Regions from separate parts of the Homo sapiens genome. Here region 2 is linked to region 1. Evidence: chromatin contacts called from ENCODE Hi-C data. All regions are on one chromosome and are shown on one strand. Each heading gives the region's core, a stretch centred on a gene start or an enhancer-like site at or near the end of the contact. The rest is flanking DNA. Distances are from core to core; before and after follow the strand shown.

Region 1 (5,278 bases), core at 584-3,083:
TTGCCTATATAGAGAAATAGGCTACAGCCTGTTAATATGTAACTACCTTTTTATAAGTACAATCTGTTAACAGGCTTACAAATCAGCCTCAGAGTTGTATTTGCAAAAAGTATAATTAGAATTAAAGAATATTATCATTTAAGTGCTACTCTGTGCATTCTAGAAAACTTAACTGTGTTAAATTAGCAAATCGCTACATTAGGTAATGTACAGTATGTTCCACTATGAATAACTTCAACATCTACCTATGATATAAGGCTATATTTGCAAATAAAAGCTCACTAATTAAAGAGTTAATATATAGAAGTGAAAATTTTAATTCAAAACTGTTAAGAAAGCTCAAACATTCGCTGGAATTATCTAGTAAAGATGCAATTTAATTATTAAAAAAAAAAACACAGAAGAAATCAAAGAAAGATGACAGCACCGAAGTATATGTGTTGGCTATTTTACTTTCTTCCCTGATTTGATACTGGCTTTTCTAATATGTGACCACATTCAAGCGTTACTTTATCCTCAATACTCTTTTTCTCTTCCATTGCTTCACTTCTAGAATGTTTTAATCTTTGTCCTTTCTTTTTTCGTCTTTTCATATCAAATTCAGTCGTTTGAGCGATGAACAGCTTGACTTAGCATATTTTTAACCAGCTGGTCTAGCACCTAGCTTGCATTGCATAGTCAGATACAACAAATGTTTATACAGAAGGTAGCTTTCATGAAAATGAAAAAAAGCCTGGGTATCATGCATCCTGGCTTTTTTTAGCTTTTTTTTTTTTAATTCACCATACAGAATACAAAGTTTGAATTCTTTTTAATGGCAAACAAAATTCTATTTATAGTTCAAAAAAATGAACTTATGCTGGGATAAGAACTCAAATTTAAAAATTGCAATGTGTACTTATAGGAACATTAAGAGGGCTAAAATTCTTTCAAAGCCCTGCTTTACTTGCAACAACATCAAATAAAAGGATGCTGCAGATATTTCTCTAAATAGGAACAACTTAATTACAAATACACTATTCCCATCATAGCAAAAGGGGAAAATACAGTAAATTAAAATTCAGTCAAGACAGCTAACACAAAAAGTGGCCACTAAAACTTAGAAAGGGAACAGCTCCATTTATCCCCTTTTCGCCCCTATTTTTGACACTTAGGGAGTAATCTAATATAGCGATGATGTTAAATTTTCTTTGGGGGGAAAAAACGCTCTCTTATATCAACAAAAGGTCATGTGCTTTACTGAGCAGCTTCCAAAGTTTTACGGAAGGATCAAATAGGAACTTATAGCCTCCGTTTAAAGCACCACTAAAACCTTCTGTCACCCTAGAAATTACATGAGACAGAGATGCTGAAAATGGTAACATTCTGCACAAAAGCGTTTTTAAAAGGTGGGGAGAAAACAATCAATGAAGGAAGAAAGTAAGAGAGTGAATGAGAAAGACAGAAGCAGCGAGTTGGGGAGAGAGAGAGAGATGCTTAAGGTTCATTTAATTTGCTGTTATAGGACGCAACCTAAAAACATTAGCAGAAATCTCGGAGACTTTGCAAATCAGTTCAGTTTGGTCCGGGCAATCACAACAAAAAATCAGCTAACAAGATTGCAGAAGCCCTAGCTAAAGGCTTCTCTAACAAACACGTTTTGGGGGAGCATCTTCCAATGATTCAGAGACTACTGTAAAATGGGAGAGTTGTACTTCAATATATTAGGGGGAAAAAACTGTACTCACCTTTCAAACTCCTGAGGTAAATCAGGGTCAGTAAGCATGCTGGAAAAGCACAATTTCCCTTTGTCACAGCAGCCACCTATGATCGTCTCCAACTGAACCTGTCAAGTGAGTCCAAACCTTCTAAACCAATTGATTTTCTCTCTGTCTCTTCCCCCCCTCCCTCCCTCCCTCTCTCTCTCTCTCTCTCTCCCTCTCTCTCTCTGTCTCTCTCTCTCTCTCTCTCTCTCTCTTTCTCCCCCCCTCCTTCCCCTCCTCTCTCTCCTAGGACTCCTTGACCAGTCTCTTAAAGGGGTAGTGCACTTCCAGCAGCGGAGTCTGGCTGCTCCCCCCTCCGCGGAGCCACACGCTCCGGCTGCAAGGCTCTAGACAACCTCAGGGTGCCTGTCCTTTCCTTTTAATTCTCTCTTCTAGACATCACTGAATGTGAGAAGTCAACTCATTTAACACGTCTCCCATACTCTGTCTTCTAAATCATAAAACTCACACACACACATACACACGCAGAACAGTATGATTTTGTAAAACGTATTTGCTGCTGATTAAAAACCTAGTCTATATAATAACAGAAGCTCGATTAAACTGCATTTATTAACTAATTAAGCAAAAAATTTAATGTTAGTAATAGCATTTTTACACAAAGAATTGTTATTCCTTCTCACCCTTTTCTAGGCTCTCTCCGTTCACACACGGAAATACACGCACACACACACACACACACTCACACACACACAACAATCAGGCATTGTTCTGAGGGAAGAAAAGCAACTTTGACAGATTGAAATATAGCAGAGGCCCCTTCAAGGAAACCTGTAAACAACTTGTCACTCACTCTGTCGGTCTCACTGTTAGCTCGTGCTTTCCGCAAAGTGGTGCGAACGTCCTGGCAACCCGACCAAAGTTTCCTCAGCTCTAAACTCCATAAAACACGATGTGCGATGTGGAGGGGAATAGGTATCCACATGCCAAAATAACATACACGAGCGAACAAAAACCCAAAACGAAATCAAAACATAAAAACAAAAAGACGGTACTAACAAACTGTCCTGTTTGGGATCGCTGGGGAGGTCAGGAGTAGGAAGCGCCCCCCTGGCTGTGGATCTCTTTAATTTCCTCTGCCCAGGCAGCCACAGATAACAAGGTGGACAAACTATGGCTTTACAGATTCTAAGCTGGCTGGCAAGGCACAGCCTCCATAGCAGTTCCAATTATCTAGATAAAAATCTGGCAGCCGAGAAAGGTAATCAGGTAATGTACCTTTGACACGAAATGACAGAGGCACATACACACAGAGAGAGAGACACTTACACAGACATGCATGCAGAGATGGTGGCTGCCCCGTGCACCGCAGCATCTGGTCAGGGAGTAAGCACACACTTACCAACAGGAGATAGTGTGCATTCTTCACACACGCATGCACACACACACACACACACACACACACTCACTCACGCACGCTCTCCACTCCTACTGGGAGGGTTCATTCTGCACAAAAGGCTACATTACAGAGCCCGCCCCAATAAGGGAAAGAGAGGAAAAAAAAGCCTTCCATTGTTGAGAGGGCAGGTCAGTTGATTAGATTTTCTGTGGAGAATTCCACGAGGAAATTCCCTTCAAAGCCGAAGTGATTAACTGGGGGCTATTCTGGAAATGGAGCAGACAATGGCTCAATAGTCTGTACAGCCAATGTCCAGGCTGGCACTGAACTCACTTAAAAAAAAAATAAAAGCCAGACTCCCTGTTCTTTTCCACACATTCCTCCCCCCCAACCCCCTCCACTCCTTCCAACTTCCCCTCCCAATTCCTTTTATTTTGCAGCTGGACAACATTAAGGGCCTTTAAAACCACAAGGGTTGACCCCACGGCAGTTTGATTAGGTCCCACTTTTTTTTCTGGAGACAGGCAAACAGTAAGTTTACTTTTTTAGACATTCACAGTGATACATCATACACATATTCCAAAGAGAAAAAAATCAATTATGAACTTATATTAGTAAATTTATTTTTCATTCAAAGCTTATAAATTTTTAGACAAGTTGATAATAACTTAATATTTAATTCTATCATCAGGAGATGTTCTAAAAATATATATATACACACACACACACTACAAAATCAATGTGGAATAAGATTTAAGCATGTCACTATGGAGTTAAGACACTAACAAAACATAGAACTATGACCCACCCTGAAAAAGCTGTTAACAAGGGATGTGGCAAAAATGACTTGATGCTGACATGATTTTCACTTTCAGCAGTTGGGGAAGGGGGGAAGAATATTACTCACTATTCTTTCTTGTTGTTAGTCTCAAATTATTTTTTGTTACAGCAACAACCTACTCCCACACAGAAAAATGAAAAAATTGTTGCATTTATTTTAAATCTCTATTTTTTCAGCCCTTAAGGGACCTACAATCTAATATACTCTAATGGATAATGTATACAAAAATTATATTTTTCTTCATTTGTTAATGGTTGTTATGAGAATTAGGGTATAGTAGCTGCATAGCTATATACACTTTTAAAAATATTTAAAATTTTTTTCCTAACTAGGAAAAATCTTGCTTATCTTATATCAATAGAGAAAAAAAGTGAAGAAGGAGGATGGGTGAGTTACAGGGAGCCATGGGAGTGGAGTCAGGAAGAGGAGGAGGCGGGAGGAGAGGACGCAGAGAGAGCACAAGGAGACATAGTGGCAGCATAAAGATAGAAACAAAGATAATGGCCATAAGGCAGGATGCTGAGATCCGTATGGTCCCAGCTGCTGTCTTGCTACAGCTACTACCTCTGGTTGTTTCTTTGAAACTCTAATCTAGAAGGTCACCAGAGCAGGTAAGAAAGAGTATGAGTGTTTGAGGCCAACTATAGTATAAAGAAAAGATACTCATATTAGAATCTTCCTTATATTTGATTTTGATTTTATTGGCACTTAATATATGTATACATCTGTACATATGCCAAATAAACACAAAGAATATAGAAGAGAATGTTAAATGGTTTGAAAGTTAGTTTTTTGACTTCAATATATTCTGCAAACATTACTGTAGCCATTCAAAAGACAAATTATTTCTTGCACAATCATCTATGCTGAAGGAGTTGAAATAGACGAGGAACTAGACAGAAAATTTGCCAAATAATGATCATCCTAATAATGATAATTTGAACTAATGGAACTCTAAGATCATAAGGAATTTTGTTCACATAAATTAGCTCATGGATCTTACAGAGTAGAAAGGGGTAGGTATGTATTTCCCTAATTTTCCCACTGTTTAACTTGGGCAAACAGAATTTAAAGTCATTCAACTGGTTAGTAGCCCATTTGTTGCTTGAAGCCACTTCTATCTATTTCACTTATGACACCATAATGCAGAATAAACTGATCCTCCAGAATTTATAGTTAGATGAAAATCCCAAGATGGTACTCATACTTTAAGTGACCTGAAAGGCTTTCAGGTAATTGTTATAAAAAATAAAATTTATAAAAGCTGTCATTAAGCTAATACTGTATATGATGGTTTAATTGAATATTTTAAAATGTACCTCTCTAAGCCATAAA
Region 2 (4,992 bases), core at 1,427-3,926, 270 kb after region 1:
TTTTCCAAAGGTTCTAAGTTGGCACCTAGTCCCCTCATACCCAGTCTTCCACCACAGCACACAGATCTCTACTGGTGCACCCCATCCAATTGGAAGTATCTAATTGCATCCCTGCTAGAACTTTTTCTAGCATTCTGCCTGCTCTTAAGAATAGAAAAGCAACATTTTGAACGGCAGTGCTCATCATATAAACATGAAGTTTCCTCCAAACAGTATTGAATAACCAAACTCATAGAGTCAGAAAACTATCATTATCTTTGGATTTATATCACATTTTACTCCACTTCCTATGTAGTAGCCGAAAGTCTGAAGAAAACATGTATTGACTTATTGTGTTTCGTGTTAGACACCTTATCTACACTGGTTTTTGATTTCACAACTACCCCATGAAGTGCCCATGGTTAACTCCACTTAACAAATGAGGATACTGGGTTGGACTTAGTTGTCTATGGTCCCATGTGACAGAGCTGAGATTTTAACTCAGGATGGCCTGATGTCAAAATCCATTTTCTTCCCAATATATCACATAACCTCTTCAAACTATGCCTGTGTATCAATTCCCCATTTTGTTTTCAAGTGTTTGCTAATGCATTAAATAAAGTAATTGTTACTAATATGGAAATGAGCTAGTCAGGTTATAGTGAAAAAAATACAAGACATGAAGGCCTCCTCCACCCTATCCATCACTCCTCCTTCTTCCTTTCCTTTCTTTCCTATATAGCACTTGCCATCTCTAAAATTAATTTGTTTTATAACCATGTCTATTTTGTTCATTGGTTTACCTCCAGCACTTAAAACAGAGCCCGACTTCAAATAAGAGTTTAATAAATACTTAGTAGATGAATAAATGTATTCATGAGAACATGTGTAAATTCTTCTTTTTACTAGTTAAGTGTCTCTTGACAAATCTACTGGCCTCTTTCAGCTTTTAAATCTCCATTTCTTAATGCAATACTACCTAAGGTTGTTATAAGTTTAAATTTATTCACTCAAAAACTGCCCACTGAGCACCTACTACCTGCCAGATACTATTCTAAGCAATGTGATCACAGCAGGGAACAAAATGGACAAAAATCTCTCATGCAGCTTACAGTCTGGTGAGTAAAGAAAGACAAGAATACAACACAATGTATTAAATAGCAACAAGTGCTTTGGAGACAAAAACAGTTTGTAGACAAGAATCTGAGAGCAGGATCTGCAATTTTAAGCAGGGTGACTAGAAAAGAAGATATATGAGTAAGGAGGTGAGGGATGTGTAAATTGGGGAAAGAACTTTTCATACAGAGTAAATAGCACGATGGCATACTGTATTTTCAGAGTGGCTGCAATGGAGTGAGTGAATGCAAGAGTAATAGGAAGTGAGGTCAGATAAGCCAGGGGAAGGCAAGGGTTGTGTAAGGCCTTGTAGGCCATAGTTAGGATACTGGCTTCTGTTCTTAGAAAAATTAAAAGCCAATGTGGAGGTTTGAGCATAAGTGGAAAATCAGGTGACTTAGGTTTTAATTGGTTCAATATTTCTCAGTGAGGTTGTTATTGGCATTCTGAGTGGACAGCTCCTCTTTTCCCCCCCACCACCAAGCACATGGCAGGCCATTTAGTGTCTCTAAACTGGGCCCATGAAATGCCAGTAGAACTGCCCTGGTCTTTTGACCACCAAAAATGTCCCTATTTATTTCCAGGGCTATGTTAAGAATAAGCTTAAAGTAGGTCAGGGTAGAGTCTATTTTAATATTCCAGGCAATGGTTTATTTTGTCTTGGGCCAGAGTAGCAGTGGTGAATGTGGAATTTTTTTTTCTGCACGGAGGTTTTGCCAGTGGACTGGACAGGGGTATGAGTGAAAGCTAGGAGTCAAGGATGACTCCTACATGCTTAAAACGAGCAAATAGAAGGATGGAATTACTATTCGCTGAAATTGTGAAGACTGAATGTGGGTGGAGCAGATTTAATGGAAAAAGCAGGCGTTCATCAAGGCACGTTACAAACTACCATGTAAAAGCGATATATCTAGGTTTTATGCAAGAATTTCGCAAAATGAGGGAATGGGAACTAGTTCTGAACTGAAGGATTTTGTTAGAGCATGTTTTGGGAGGGGATAGGATTAATAGAAATAAGTAAATGAATAAATGATTACTGATAACTAGTTGTAATATATTAGCTCTTCCAAGCAATTAGATTATGCTAAGAAACATTTAAAAAATATATAGCCCAAAGGACTGAATCTAATTGTGGGATTTCAAACAATACATGGTATGGTGGTAGGCAAGCTTTTAACATTGTTAAAATCACACTGTGCCCATATTGCTTGGAATAGACACCCTACAGTGAGACTAAGGCTGAACCTTGGGAAAACAGTGGGTGATACAACTGTCCGGCACCCCATACTGACTAAGCATCACCACTTTCAAAACTGCAGAGTCAACTGGTCAATACATGTGACCTTTTCTCTATTCATGGGTAATTCGAGGATTTCAAATGAAAAGCCATGTCCAGATATTATTTAGATGTTTCTTCATGTGTAGAGTTGAGTCATCCTTCCAGACAGATGAAATTATTTGAATGAACACAATAAACTGATTGATACAAACACACAATTTAGAGTTGCTAGGAGGAAGTGGCTGATTGCATCACTGTTAGAACATTTTCCAGCATTCTATCTGCACTTAAGAATAGAAAAGCAGCATTCTGAACAGCAATGCTCATCACATAAACATGAAGTTTCCTCCAAAAGGTATTGAATAACCAAAGTCAAAGAGTCAGAAAATATTCATTGTCTTTGGATTTACATCACATTCATGAACACTGTATCTCAAGATTTCTTATTAATATTCCCCATGATTAGATACAAGTGAGGTATTTACATTCCAAAAGAAGTCCCAGGCCTGGCACAGTGGCTCACACCTGTAATCCCAGTACTTTGTGAGTCCAAGGCAGGAGGATTGCTTGAGGCCAGCATTTTGAGACCAGCCTGAGCAATGTAGCAAGGCCATCTTTATACTGAAAAATTTTTAAATTAGCCAGGCATGTTGGCATGTGCCTGTAGTCCCAGCTACTCTGGAGGCTGAAGTGGGAGGATCGCTTGAGCCCAGAAGGTTGAGGCTGCAGTGAGCTATGATCACACCACTGCACTCTAGCTCAGGCAATAGAGTGAGACCCTATCTCAAACAAAAACAAAAACAAAAACAAAAAACAACAAACAAACAAACAAACAAAAAAACATACACACACGAATGAGTTTTGCTTCCGTTAGAAAATGTCATCACGTTTCAGACTGACTCGACCTATTGTTAGAGATGCTTTTTCTGTGACACTAGTGGAAGAGAACTGGACGCAATTCTTCAGGCAGGTGGCATCTCCAATCACCAGTTAGCTAAAGAATTTAGAAGCGTTATGCAAAGGTGGTCGCATGAACTAAAGTGGAAAGGAAAGAGATCAAGAAGCAGCAGTGGTAGACAGATGCCCCACTGGCTTCGCATTGTTGTTTCGCTGGAAGGACATAGTGTGTCATAACGAATTACCATTAATTTGAGCCAGCAGTACTATTAGATTGAGCCCGGCAACCCAGGATGACAAACAGTGCCTGCAAGATCATCTAATGAGGGACAAGGCTGCTTCAGTTGTGCCGCTTCACTCAATTAGTGGACGAGGCTTTTAATGCTGCTCTGCACAACTAAAGCAATTTTGATTACTTAGAGCTAAGTCTCCATTTAGAATGTTTCGGAAGCTGACACAGTTTTTTTCTTTTTTTCTTTCTTTTTTTTTTCGCCTTTTTAAATATAAATTATCTAGAGAGTATTTGAATGGTAATAAGCTATTTGAAAGCCAATCACATTATTCCTTATTTTTGCTTAATATTGAAATATATTTTTTAAAAGTTCAAATGATAGAATTTACTCTAGCAAATGAAATGTAAATAAGATAGCAAATGATTAAGAATATTCTGAGGATGTATGTGTGTGTGTGTGGGTGTGTGTGTGTATGCAGGCACTATGTGTGTCTCTCTGTGCCAGAATTACAGTTGGTGAATTTCACTTCATCAGCCAACATTATCAGGAGGGTTGCATATTTATTCTATATATCCACATTTTTAAAAAATTTCAGATCTTGCCTTCTTTGGCTGGGAGTATTTATATCTCATAGCTTTTGATACAGGGAACTGATGTTTCTACTTCATTATTTTTTTCACTATGTCACTGCATGAGCACTGATAAGTGCAATGGTATGACTTATTTAATATTGTGATCATTGATTTATCTCATAACTAAAACCTTACCCACACAGAGGCTACATAGGCTGAATAAATTCCTTCCATTCTCTTTAGAAACACACAGGGTGCTCACTCTCTCTTTACACAGCATTCTCCCATCTTCTAGTTTTCTATTTAGTGTGTTGAATTCTCAGACTGCCGCCCCTGGGTGAAATTTTGCTTATTTAATTATATGGCCATTGGATAAAAGAAATTACTTAAGTGCTAGACACACAGTAGGTATCCATACATTTTGGTTATATCGAACACAAATTCTACCCAGATCAAAAGTATAAACCTCATTGTGACACGAACATACCCTCCGCTTTCTTTCCTTCGCTCAGGTGGAAAGGAATGTCAGGACCAAAATTTGAGAACATGAATCTCTAGTTATACCTAACCCATCACCAAAATCAGCTTGCCTACCAGTAATTTTCTTTAAAAGCTCAGTGCTTAAAGGAGGTCCAATACAAGCCAGTTTTTCAATGATACACATAGTCACATCTTTGTTTCACAAAAGCACTGTAACAACCCAAAAAATAAAGTCATTTAGGGAAGAAAATTGGAAAAAGCTTTGAAACTTTAAAACTTTTGGGCATCAGGAAAAGCCATTAGTTGAGTAAATTAACAATTATCAGAGGTTTTTTTTTTTTTTCCCCACTTAGAGTTACATTTCATTTTCTTAAAATAATTTCAACAATGGCTAATTTCTTGTCTCCAAAATAGTTAACACCAAAAGCACATGCTA

Evidence for each region. A loop is a pair of places that touch in the nucleus more often than their neighbours do.
Region 2: a map with no recorded cell type shows a loop between it and region 1 (3-fold over the local background). The contact joins the promoter of SOX5-AS1 here to the promoter of SOX5 in region 1. A Hi-C loop is called at or near these places in 1 of 37 single-sample maps with no recorded cell type.

The regions. Positions count from the first base shown.
Region 1 is chr12:23,947,837-23,953,114 of GRCh38, forward strand. It overlaps SOX5 (SRY-box transcription factor 5), which reads right to left and starts at 1,834. Exons shown (of 15, transcript NM_006940.6): 1 at 1,728-1,834. The coding sequence starts at 1,765.
Region 2 is chr12:24,220,595-24,225,586 of GRCh38, forward strand. It overlaps SOX5-AS1 (SOX5 antisense RNA 1), which reads left to right and starts at 2,677. Exons shown (of 5, transcript NR_120472.1): 1 at 2,677-2,729. It also overlaps a transcript of SOX5 not described here.